Linked DNA regions of Mus musculus: all the other regions are linked to region 1. Evidence: chromatin loops called from intact Hi-C (ENCODE). Cell type or tissue: heart. All regions are shown on one strand.

Evidence for each region. Peaks named below come from ENCODE experiments on the same cell type or tissue, not always from the same donor. Only the 100,000 strongest peaks of a DNase experiment are listed, where the experiment ranks them.
Region 2: a loop joins it to region 1, with 2.2 times the contacts of the local background. A loop is called at or near these places in 2 of 42 quality-filtered maps.
Region 3: it touches region 1 in a loop (4-fold over the local background); 13 of 42 quality-filtered maps call a loop at or near these places.

Annotation. Positions count from the first base shown.
Region 1 is chr1:193,448,641-193,451,140 of GRCm38, forward strand. No RefSeq gene overlaps it. Among named protein-coding and RNA genes, the nearest start is that of Gm31753, 29 kb to the right of the region's middle. RefSeq lists an enhancer at 689-1,545. In heart, a CTCF peak has its summit at 1,087 (motif pointing right); a DNase peak (open chromatin) is centred at 861; H3K27ac peaks cover 2,141 bases.
Region 2 is chr1:193,503,102-193,505,601 of GRCm38, forward strand. No RefSeq gene overlaps it. Among named protein-coding and RNA genes, the nearest start is that of Mir205, 3.2 kb to the right of the region's middle. In heart, CTCF peaks have their summits at 1,006 and 1,205; no DNase peak of the experiment used is centred here; H3K27me3 peaks cover 562 bases.
Region 3 is chr1:193,384,873-193,387,372 of GRCm38, forward strand. No RefSeq gene overlaps it. Among named protein-coding and RNA genes, the nearest start is that of Camk1g, 16 kb to the left of the region's middle. In heart, a CTCF peak has its summit at 1,444 (motif pointing right); a DNase peak (open chromatin) is centred at 1,459; H3K27ac peaks cover 766 bases.

The DNA of each region.
Region 1 (2,500 bases):
GAGCCCTAGGGATCCTCTTGTTGCCCCACCCCAGTGCTGGGACCATAGGCCCACCATAATTGTTGGTCTACCTCAGTGCTGGGACCATAGGCCCACCACAACTGTTGGCCCAACCCAGTGCTGGGACCATAGCCCATCATAAGTCCTGTACTGTTTAGTTTTGTCAACTTACACAAACCTAGTCATATCTGGGGAGAGGAACTGCAACTGAGAAAACACCTCCATTGAATTGGCCTATGGGTACATCTGTAGAGCATTTTCCTGATTAATGATTGATGTGGGAAGGCCCAGCCCACTGTGGGTGGTACCATCCCTAGGCAGGTGGTTCTGGACTGTATAAGAAAGGTAAGATAACTGTGGGCCTAAGAACAGCCGCTAAGCAGCACTCCCACATAGTTCCTGCCCCTGCTCCTGCTTGAGTTCCTGCCCTGACTTCCTTCAATAATAGTCTGAGGTAAGGATGTATAAGCCAAACAAACCCCTTCCCCCAGGCTACTTTGGGCCGTGGTGGTTATCACAGCAATAGAAGGCAGACTAGGATAATGTTCAACTTTTACCTGGGTGTGAGACCAAACCCAGGCCTTCATGCTTGTGTGACTTTATTGATTTTTACATGCTTTATTGGCAGTCCTGACTGAACAGCCCTTTAATGTCTTAATTTCCTCACTGCTGAGAGGAGGGACCTTGAGCATGTTGACATTTTCAGGTTGGTCCTGCAGAACAATACACGGAATCAGAATTGCTGCTTGGTAAGATGTAGATCCCCAGCGCTCCCTACTCCAGTCAGAGTCTCTGGCAGGGAAGGAACTCCAGTCTGTGCTGTAATGGCTTCCTGGGACTATGCCAGTGCCTTCCTTATCTAGCATTGTGCTGTCAAGTGGCTCTCCAGACAGACTGAAGTGCCAGTTAGCTGGTCAGTGGAGATGGCTGCCAGTGCCTGGGGTAGGAGTTGGGAGTCCTGGGATGATGATGGAAGAGTTTGTGGGATTCCATCAGGCCAGTGAGGTTGAAAGTTGGGCTTCCTTAGTCATGACAGGAGATACAAATCTGCCGGAAAAATCCATTTCCTCTTATGTCCACAAGGGGTCAGTAAAACATCAGGTCTGTCTTTGTTTAAATTTCAGAACAAAAGAATTTTGGCAATGCAGGACAGGCCAGATAAGCCTTATTTATGGCTAGCTTCCCAGCTTCTGAGCGCCTCTAAGAATCACTCTTTTCGGAGGGAAGTGCATTAGCCCACAGGCCTGAAAACTTACTTTCAACCTTTTCTAAAATAACTGTCCTGGGGGCTCCGGAAGTCACTTTAAGATAGAGAAAATTCCGAGCCTTGTATTTCCTGAGGGTGTCTCTTTAGAGTCGTTCAGGATGGCTGGGCAGCTGCTGGAGGGCCTGTAGCAGAGTTGTTAGGCAGAATAGTTGGGCAGCCACCTGAGGACCTAGGGCAGGATTACTAGCCCAGTTTTGGAGGCTCTAAGAGGCTACAATACCTCACTGAAGATGCAAAGTATTGGAACTGAGTCAGACACCATCTGCTACCTCTTTGTCCAGGGCCATCTTCATAAAACCCTGGTTGTCTTTTATTATCACCTTGTCTGAGTTCAGAAGTTTTTTGTTTTTTTGGTTTTTTCTTTCTTTTTTTTTTCTCTTGCTCAGTTTTCCTTCATTTAGAAGCACAGCCACAGGGTGAACATGGAAGGGCCTGATGTACCATTCCCTTCCTGGGCTTTTGTGCCTCCCTGACATAAGATCTGAGAGCTATCCACAGTGACTGATGCACCCCAGGTGATCGCCTAGGGGCGTAGAGCTTTGAAGGTCCTTCCTCCTGTCCCCACGCCCTCCTTCCCTCCTGTATGCTGGTGGCTAAGGACAGATGAGCTACAAATCTGTAAAGTGCCAGGTCACAGAATTCTGTAAGCGCCAGACACTTGACTCCAAGAGCTCGTAACGATCAACACTGGTAAACTCATCAATTAATTAATCAGCTTGTTTGCCAGACCTCACAAGAGGAACTCTGACACACTGGGCATTTTCCTGGGCATGGGTGTTTCATAGCCGAATATGATGTGGGCTTTGCTACGAAGGAAATATGTTTCAAGCAGAGTTTCAAGCAGAGAATGTCAAAGATAAAATCAATGGCCCTGGTGCACCATGGAGAGGGTTGTAGTGGGAAGATAAAGGAACATGACATGAAGCCTCTCCCACCTGGTGGGGGAAGAGCTGACAAATGACATTTCCTAAGCATCCATGAGAGAATCCATGTGGGGTTAGTGAGGGGTGGTTTGAAAGACAAAGTTAGGAAACCTCTCTGTACATACACCTGGGCCACATTCCCTCACAGAGCCCCTGTAGCTAAGCAACGTGGTGGCCCACCCCTATTCGACAGGATGATGTGTGTGTGTGTGTGTGTGTGTGTGTGTGTGTGTGTGTGTGCAGGCTCCTTGAGAAGGACTGAATGAAGCAAGCCTTCCTGCTCCCTCGGTCTCTGACTGCTTGTCTCTGC
Region 2 (2,500 bases), 54 kb after region 1:
AAGTCCACCTAAAATGGGGAAATGGTCTCACTCTGTTGTTACTGGCTTGAGAGGGTGTGTGTGTGAGTGTGTGTGGGGGGGTAAAGCCACTTACTCCAGAGGAGCTGAGAGATGCAGGGATGGAAGGCAAAGCCTGCCTCCAGGTCTCTCAAATTTTGCTATTAGGCAACACTCTAAAAAGTTCTAGCATTTCCCAGCAGGCCAGCACTGAGGACCAAGTCTCTACACTGGCCTGTGGGGACAATGTAGATCCAAGCCCCAATGCACTGTCTGATTTTCACACCAGCAGAGGGGATGGAGTAATGGTCCCAGTGCCAACTCCAGAACAGAGAGCCAGGCCTGACTTTTAGCTCCACTGTTTACAGGCCGACTTCACGCCAGTCCCTCACCCTCTGTCACCTATAAACCTGAAATGTCAATTGCATCTGCTAATGGCTGGGAGCATTAAATTATGCTATGGACACGAAGCACGAAGCGTCTGGCTCTTCACGGGCCCTTGACATTATTGTCATTATTCCTACTTGACAGATAAGGAAATTGGGTCTCAAAGAGGTTAAGTGGCTGGCCCAGAGTCTGGTGGCTAGATCAAATTGGCACCAGATCTAATCTGACCTCTCTTAACCACTCACATGCTGACTCAGAAGCTTGTGGGTGGCTGCTGGCTACTGCTGGGCACAGCATTACTGAAGCCTACCTCAGTGAGCACCTCTCACCTGGATTCCCTTGGCATGGTCTCCTTCCAGATATTTAGCTTGGAGAGTTCTTTGAACTTGCATCTACTTGCAACACGAGGAGGCAACTGTACCAGTCACCCCATGTATTTGTTCATCTATGGGCTCACTACAGTTGTTCTTAGACACCTGTGTTTCTCAGATATAGTTAAACACAGCAAAAACTGAAGTCACTTTCTGCCACAGGTCATCTTTATTGTTGCTTTGGTGTAGGGTGTGTGTTTACCCCTCCCTGCTGTTTCTCCATGTTAGAGGGTTCACTGCAGTGTAATTCCCCTACTTCCCACCAGGTGTCCCACCCTTCCCTGATATCTGACAATCAACTGGGAAAGGAAGACTTGAAGAGGTGGTAGGAGGTAGGATTGAAGGAAGGGGGAGGGGGTGGGGGAGGTAAAGAGACATCCAGATGCTGCGTCTTATCTGCAGACAAAAGGAAGTGTTTGCCTTGTTCTTCTTTGATGCATAGTCGGATCTCTCCAGAAAGCCTAGAGAAGTCACCTTAATTCAGGGAGCTTCTATTTCTGTTAGGGAATTGGTGTCTGTCTGACCAGTCCCTTTCATCTCTGAGCTGGAGACTGCAATCTACAGTCACAGCATTCTTCTTCAGAGCCCTCATAGCCTCCCCTCCTTTCTGGCGCTCTCCTTCTTCCAGGGTCTGATTTAAAAAAAAAAAAAAAAAAAAAAAAAGACCAGAAGTCCTGGCTTCACCTGCCCTCAATATTCTTTGAGTCAGGAAAGGTCAAAGGCCAGTGTGTGACAGTGGCACTAACTAGTGTTCCTGCAGACATTAACCTAATTTGTCTTCATTTCTTATGTTAGTATGGCAGCAACTCTTCCTCATTCTGAAGCAAGACTGTCATACACTTCTCCCGGGTGTTTTTCCCGCATGCAAGCAGCAAAGTGGGGGATTTGCGCTAGCTGACAAAACTGTAGTGGCTAGAACCTTTACAATTCTAAGAAGTCCTGCACATCCCAGCAGGTGGTGAGCTCTTTCTTACAAGTCATTGGCCCCACCTTCCTTTGTTTTAGAAGATCCTGCACACCTAGGAGAGGCTGGGTCAGGAAAAGGATAGCCTATGGTCTTTCTCTTCAGTATTACCTTTTGTCCTGGGGCTCTCTGGAGCCCCCTCAGCCTCACTGTTGACACTGGATAGTTCCCAAGGCTTAAAGAAACAAGGTGAGCATGGACCTGCAAGCTGGCAGGTTGTTTCTCACTGGGTGATCTGCTGAGGGTAGAGTGTGTTATCTTTATTTACTACCAGCTTCGGCAATGGCAGCATGGGCTGTTTCCCCCTCCCCCCAGCCCCCATTGAAGACCCTGATTCTGTGTCCTGCACCTCATTATGTGCACAGCTTTTAATATCCAGAGAGTTTTTGCTAATATACATTTTCATGTGTACTGGGAACCCAGAGCTCAGACACAATGTATTATTGATAGGATTGTAATTTACTCCTCTTGGGTTGTATCTACAGTGTATACCATTAGCACAAAATATTAAATTACCAATGGTTGTATATATTTGTCTACTCGAATCTGGCTCAATGATATTTGCTTTTCTACTCAATAAAAGACCATGAATACAGAAAGCTGGATAATACTATTTTTGTTGCTGCAGTTGCATGGGAGTTTTGATTACACTATGTATTCAACATTGTGCTGAGCCATGCTTTGCAGCTAGGACAGGACACGTAGAAGACTGGGAGTTTAGATGGGAGGATGGGTGGGCAGTTCTCTCCAGCTCTTGACTCACACTGCTTCCCTGGCAGGC
Region 3 (2,500 bases), 64 kb before region 1:
CAGGGAGTCCTCTTGTCTCAGGTGCCCTATTAAGAGACCTGCATGCACGCAGGCCGGTACTGTTTAAAGCCCGGTGTTCTTCTATACTTCTTCCCATTGGTAAAGAGATTCAGTATCAGTTTACTTGGAATATTTGGCAACCATTTCCTGAAATTGAACATACCACCTGGACATCTGATCAGTAACCGTTAAAGGATGAATCATGTAGCCGGGAAAGACAGTTCAGTGAGTAAGAGTGCTCGACGTGCAAATGTGAGTTCCTGATTTCAGATCCCAGCACCAAGGGGAAGAGCTGAACAAGGCCACCTGTGTGCCTCTAACCCTATGCTGGGGGATGGGGTGGCAGAGACAGGAGGATTACAGGGGTTCACTGGCCACTGGCCTAGTTAACAAACAAAAGCTACAAAACCCATACCCAATACCACATCTTCCTCTGGCCTTAGTGTGAGTATGGGTAGGTACACTCATCCTTGCAACACACACACAGATGCACAGGCTCACATACGCATGCACACACACACACACATGCAGATGTGCATGCTCACATGCACACACACATGCATACACACATGCAGATGCGCATGCTCACATACACACAATGCAGATGCGCATGCTCACATACACATGCATACACACACAGAGATGCACATTCTCACATACACATGCATACACACACATGCAGATGTGCATGCTCACACACACATGCACACACACAGAGATGCACATTCTCATATACACACGCATACACACACATGCAGATGCACATGCTCATATACATACATACACACACGCAGATGCACACGCTCACACACATGCATACACACAGAGATGCACATTTTCACATGCACATGCATACACACACGCAGATGCACACGCTCACATATGCATGCATACACACATGCATACATACACACATGCTGATGCACATGTTCACATACACGTGCATACACACACAGATGCGCATGCCCACATTCACACACATGCAGATGCACATGCCCACATGCACATGCATACACACACACAGAGGGAGAAATGTTTCTAGTTGCTGATGTGTCTGAGTCATTGGCTCATTGCATACTAGTTCACTCCTTGCTTTATCATTGGTCTTAACCCCAAGTCTTAACCCCTGTTTCACCAAGGCAGCTTGGAGCTTTGCTCCACACATATCCCTAGGTCTGTGTTTCCCCAGCAGAGACTCAGCAAACAGCTATTAGAAGACAATGAAGCAGCAAAGACACTGGCTGGCCTGGCACGTTGTCTGGGCTCTGCTGGTCCCAGATGGCGCTCTTTACAGTGTCTGTAAAGTCCTAGGAAATCTGAACAGATTGCTACAACAAAGTGGGGCAAAGGGGAGACAAAGGACAAGGCTGAGAGGAAACAAGTTAACTCAAGCCCTTTGCTGGGCAGAGCGGCTTCAGAGACATGACAACCTGTGGTCAGTAGAGGGCAGTGTTGCCTCAGCGACTATTTTAATAACCACTTGGCCAGGCTCCAGCTGGCTCTCCAGAGCTTTGGCAGGATTGCTGGAATGGACAGAGGCCAGCCGGTCTGTCCATTTGAACAAAAGCAATAAAGAAGATAGACACCTGTGTACTTACCGTCTACATCCCATATTTCCTGTATAAAGCTTTGGCTTTTCTGTCTATCCTTCCTGCTGCTGGGGAGCCCACCCACCTTGGTGGCCACAGCAAGCGATGGGATCTTTGTTTAGTAAAGTATCTCTTTCTTTCTGCACTGTTTTGATTTTAGCTTCTGAGAAAGGGTTTAACTAGATAGCCAAGGCTGTCCTGGAACTTGTGACCCTTCAGGGTCTCCCTGGAGTGCTGGGATTGATTGCAGGGTGCCTCACTGTACCTGGCAGCATCTTTCTGGATGCCCATTATATTCTTGCTGTGAAGATGTGTCCTCCAAGCTTCTGCCTCACTGGCCCTTTCCTTCCTGGCCTCTCCATCTCCCATGTACCTCCCTCTCTGCTCTGCCTCCATATCTGCATGAGAGTGGGTGGTCTGGCTTGTGGGACCAGGTACAAAGCAATAAGGAGAGAGAAGATATGTCCTGTAGGAGCTTCCCATCTCAGGGGGACAAACTCACAGTAGCAGCACCCAGAGGAGCAGAATGGAAGAGTCTCTGCCACACTATGACCAGAGGATGAAGGCAGCTTGGCACAAGGCTCTGCTATTCTCCAGGATTTCCTTAGAGCTTTCTAGAAAACATCTCCTGCACATATCCAAACATCCTGCAAGTATTTCCAAGAGCCATTTCTTTGGTTGTCCTATTTGAGGTTCCTCAGCCCCTCCAAGATGTCTCAGTGATGCCAGACATGGTCCTCCACTTGGGAGGCAAACATCTAAGGCTCTGGGACTTGGTGATGAGCTCTGCAAACACTTGGTTTAACCAGATGCAGGGTGCCCCCTTCCAGGAAGGAGGCCATTTTCTACCACTAGGTTTCTAGAAGCCAGCATGTAGATATGGAAGCAGAGAGGACTGCCACTAGCCAGGC